2 separate regions of the Mus musculus genome follow, and region 1 is linked to region 2. The links are chromatin loops, found by intact Hi-C in ENCODE. Cell type or tissue: heart. All regions are shown on one strand. Region 1 overlaps Uvrag (UV radiation resistance associated gene). Region 2 overlaps Uvrag (UV radiation resistance associated gene).

Region 1 (2,500 bases), 57 kb after region 2:
TTTGTGATCATGTGCTGGACATTTTTACCTAAATGTCCCATAAACATGTCAAATTCTCCATGTTGGGAACTGAGAGTTATCTTATCCCAGAGGCATGAGGTGATGGCTTTTCTTCTCTGTCCCTGTGGTGTCCTGTGAACAGTGTTGTTCCCAAACTCTAGGGTGTGAGTGAGTCCATTACTTGACTCCTTCATTCAGAGAATGGAGCTCTCTTACAAAACCCAGCACATACTTGTGCCTTATTCTAATTCCTGTGAAAATGAATGAAATCAGCTTTTTGATAATGTTGATAATGAATGTTTGATAATTCTTCTCCCCATGTCTAATGGTCAGTAAATCTCTCTTCAAAGTCAACAAGTTAAAAACAACAACCAGATGCTCCAAGAGAAAGAGGTTTTTTTTGTTGTTTTTTTTTTTATTATTATTTATTTATTATATGTAAGTACACTGTAGCTGTCTTCAGACACTCCAGAAGAGGGAGTCAGATCTTCTAACGGATGGTTTTGAGCCACCATGTGGTTGCTGGGATTTGAACTCCGGACCTTTGGAAAAGCAATCGGGTGCTCTTACCCACTGAGCCATCTCACTGAGAAAGAGTTATAGGGGAAAGGGAAAGAAAACATGGAGGGCCACTCCCACTGCAGCACATCCTGAGAGGCCTCTGGTTTGAACCTGCGTGGTGGCTGTAGAGTGGTCATCTCTCCTAGGTTGAGGATGAAGTCAACATGAGTTGCTATAGATTTTATATGTGTGATAGGCAGACTCAAAGATGGCTAAGAGGACAATGAAATAGACAGCCAGTGGGTTTATGGGGGTGGCTGGACAGGTCTGCGAGCCGAGGGAACAGGTTCTTCTGTAAGCCACAGGAAACCCCTTCTGCCTCTTCCTCCTCTTCTTCCTCATCCTCTTTTTAAAAAAGATCTATCTATCTATCTATCTATCTATCTATCTATCTATCTATCTATTTAATGTATGTGAGTACACTGTAGCTGTCTTCAGACACACCAGAAGAGGGCATCAGATCTTATCACAGATGGCTGTGAGCCACCATGTGGTTGCTAGGAATTGAACTCAGGATCTCTGGAAGAGTAGTCAATGCTCTTAACCACTGAGCCATCTCTCCAGCCCCAGGGAATTCATTTGTAATGCCTGGGTGTGATGGGGTTGGGTTTTTGGGTTGTTTGTTTTTAGACAGGATCTCATTGTACTCCAGGCTAGACCTGGATTCCCCAAGAGGATGGCCTTGAATTTCTGATCCTGTGGCTTCTACCTCCTGAGTGCTGGGAATACAGGTATGCGCCTAGTTTATGGTTCTAGGAATCTAATCTGACACTCCCTGCATGTTACAAATGAGCTATAGCCCTAAACTGGGGTGTAGATTTTTTAGTTTTTAATTTTTAAATTGTTTTTTTTTTTCATATAAAATATTTGGTGATACTCTTCTTCTTTTCAACTACTCCTAGATCCCCCTCCCTAACCAACAACTTTATATTCTTTTTCCCTCTTAAAACCAAAAGCAGCACAAAACCAAAACAACACAAAAGCTCCCTGCACTGGGATTTTGTCTGGTTTGAACTTGTGCATGCTGTCAGTTCTTGCAAGTTCATTTGTACATCAGCTCTTGAACTTGCATTTCAGCCACAGTATGGTAAAAGGGATTAAGACCTATTTTTGCATGTGTTACAATGTTCCAGGCTAGAAATGATTAGGGGTCCAGGAGTAGAAAGGAAGATATGTTCTGAGTTCTAGATAATTCTAAACTAGGATTTCAGTTCTAGTGGGAAGAACTGAAGGAATTTTGTGATGGGTTGTTATGATGGCAAAGATATAGCTGGGTCAGAGCATACCCCATACTCCCCAGGACTGAGGAAGTGGAAGCAGGAGGACTTGGGGTTCAACACAGCCTGGGTTACATAGCAATATTACAGCACAGGACCCCCTCCCCTTAATAATTATAAAATTATATAATATATAAAAACATACACACATATCTCAAATACATTTAGAAGAGAAATTGAGGGGAAAATAGCAATTCTAGACATTAGGTGGAAACCCAAACCACAGGTATGGGCAGGCATAGAGAGCTTCAGACCCTGAGGATGTCAATCAACGCTTGGAAAATGAAAAAGTTTCAAAAGGCTGGCTCTAAACTATGGGGACAAGCAAGAAGCTCAGGGAAAGTGCGACCTCAAGAAAGAGGCTGTCAACAGTCAACACTGCTCAGAGCCCAAGCAATGAGGAAGTTAACAGCCTGCTAGATTTAGTTCCATGAGCTCACTGCTGGGTAGCTCCGGTAGTGTGGGAAGAGTCTCAGTGCAGTGGGACAGTCTGCTGTGAGCCTGGGAGTGGCTGGAGAGGAGACAATGGAGATGACAAGCTTGACAAGGGAAGGAAGGGGCAGTGAGACACAGAAGGCTGTTCCAAGGTCCTCTGTCATAGGGGAGGCCCAGAAGAGTCTATCTTAGATGATGGTGAACAGCCTCACTAATGAAGGAAGGAT
Region 2 (2,500 bases):
TTCCTAGAGCCCTGTATGCTGTGAGGGGTTCTCACACCAATTACAATTCAGAAGTTAATTTAGCCACGAAGCCATATAAAATATGGAGGGCGAGAGAAAAATGGAACAAAGAAAACCCATGAAAAGTTACTACATCAAGAGAGTTCGTGAAGCTGGGCTGGCTGTATTTTCAAATGACTCCTCCCATTCTCTTTCAGATCCATGGAGGAGGAATGTTTTATCTGTCTACAGCAGGGGCTCTCCCCGTTGCTTCATGGGGGAAACTACAGCTCAGATACGTTTTCCCTTCTGCAATGTTTCCTCTGAGGAACATTATCAGATCACAGCTGGTCAAAACCCTAAATCCTGATTCTCAGGATTCCAGCCAAAATCTACAGCTACAACTCAGGAACAGGGATGCTTAGAAAGAAAGGGGGCTGGGGGCTAGGGGTGGGGGAGGGGAAAGGGAAACTTTTAGATAACATTCACTCTTCTCAACCCCCCCCCCCCCCGCCCCTGCAGCAGCCGCAGCCTCTCGCTCTATCTGGCGGTGTTTAGGTTGGGGTCCGGCCATCAGGTTTGAAGCTGTAGGCCCTGCTCTGCGCCAATATCATGTCAACTGTGCTAAAAAGCAATAATCGTTTCTCACCTTCTAAAAGATTACTGCTAAAATAATGCAGAGTAGTGACAGGGCTGTGCCCGGCGCCAAAAGCAGGTCGCCAAGGCGAGGCTGAGGTAGGATTACATCTTTTTGGCAGCTAAGAAATTATGACATAAAGTTAGTTTAAAACAAAACAAAACAACCTCCATACATTAGACGGCTATTCTCTTTTCAAAACGTAGCCAAGGGTGGGATTTATCTTTCTCCCCTCCCACTCTTTGATCAAGTGGAAGTCGGGGCCTCTGTGGAAGCCAAATTTAACAGCTAGATCTTATCTCCCAGGAGAGAGAGTGGGGTTAACAGGGTTAAGCAGGGGTCTCCTGCCCACAGGCGAGGGATCTAAGGGCCTCTCACCATTACCAGATAAGTGCAAGTGCTTAATCTTTGCCCTGGATGCTAACAAAAACTCCAAACAAAATAAAAATAGAAACAATCTTAGGCCCAAAGCACAGGCTGAAATGTGTGTCAGTGGCCACCTTCCCCTGGGCTCTGTTTAGGAGGATTTCTGCCAAAGTCTGACGAAAATAAGCAAACTATAAAAAGGCAGAGCCGAACATGGAGCCTTTAGATAGTCTCAACCGAGCAGTGATGGAAAGATGGATCTGGGGACGACAGAGCTCACAGGCAGAGGACAAAATAAGCAGCCAAGGTAATCAGTTCCCCAGGATGTGATGGGGTGGTCGGCCATCAAGCATCCTGGCCTGGGCAACGGGAGCCAGTTTAAGGGAGTAGGCCCTGCGCAGGTTAGGGACGGTGGTGGAGAGCATCTTGCCCGAGCCCCTCCTCAAAGCTGACCTCCTGGGATGGGAATACAGAGATTGTCCATGGGCCATGGGGAGGTCCTGGGATGGGTCAAGTCAGCTCCATCACCCATCAACTTTCACGTTAGGACATCAGGACAAATTAATATACTGAAATTTCAGTCAGGCATCAGACATTCAGGGGACTATAAAATGGTCTGCAGGAATAGACATAGCCCATCTTGATGTCATTTACGTGGTGTGTAAGTAACATCCTCCAAGAGCATGGAAAGAGGTCCAGGAATGACAGCTGGAGGTCCCGTGCCGAGTCTGCACAGCACTCGAGACCTGGGAATAGTAAACTGTTTATGCTGAAATCTGGGAGAGGAGAACCCTCTGCCATTTGCCAGGGAAGCCAGGGGAACAACAATCTCACAGAACCCAGCCTCAGAAGGAGCCCGGCAGGGAAATTAAAGCCCTGGCCTGAGAATGCTCTCAAAATTTAAAACCAGCCTTGGAAAGGAGCTAAAGGAAGCGTGAGACTCCAGAGGCCAATGACAGAAACTGTGAAATGAAGGTTTTGAAAGATATGCTAACGCTGAGCTACCATCAAGTTTCTAATAAAACCTGACATGATCTAAACCACAGGACTCAGCTGCCTGTTGCTCTAAAAGAAAACCAGATCACTCTGCCACCACAGAGAGGGGTGCTGCGGCCTTGGGCAGGATCCCCTGAGTTACAATTGGTCCCCAGTTAATCACTGCTCCATAGCAGACTGAGCACTCTAGGGGTCCTTTGGGGTCCGCTGAACTACTGAAGGGCACAGCACATACTTAGTAGCAGGATGATGAGCCAACACATTTATTCAACCTTGAGTATTCACTGAGTATCTACTACACACAGGCCAGGCACTAGACTTGGGATCTGACAGCAACTGGATAAAGCCACACTTCTGCTCTTATGGGGCTTATAGCTAGTGGTAGGGTCAGACATGCACCACAGAACCCAAGACACAAATGTAAAATGACTACCTCAGACATGTACCATGTAGGTGTGAACACAGGATAAGAGTCCATGATAGAGAAATAAACTGAAAAAGGTCAAGGTCTTCAGGGTCGAT

What was found. A loop is a pair of places that touch in the nucleus more often than their neighbours do. Peaks named below come from ENCODE experiments on the same cell type or tissue, not always from the same donor. Only the 100,000 strongest peaks of a DNase experiment are listed, where the experiment ranks them.
Region 1: it touches region 2 in a loop (1.8-fold over the local background); 2 of 42 quality-filtered maps call a loop at or near these places.

The regions. Positions count from the first base shown.
Region 1 is chr7:98,951,541-98,954,040 of GRCm38, forward strand. The region is part of intron 12 of Uvrag (UV radiation resistance associated gene); the gene reads right to left. Among named protein-coding and RNA genes, the nearest start is that of Gm33827, 76 kb to the left of the region's middle. In heart, no CTCF peak of the experiment used is centred here; no DNase peak of the experiment used is centred here.
Region 2 is chr7:98,894,725-98,897,224 of GRCm38, forward strand. All of the region lies in intron 14 of Uvrag (UV radiation resistance associated gene), which reads right to left. It also overlaps Gm8149. Among named protein-coding and RNA genes, the nearest start is that of Gm33827, 19 kb to the left of the region's middle. In heart, no CTCF peak of the experiment used is centred here; a DNase peak (open chromatin) is centred at 1,217; H3K4me3 peaks cover 1,257 bases; H3K27ac peaks cover 2,286 bases.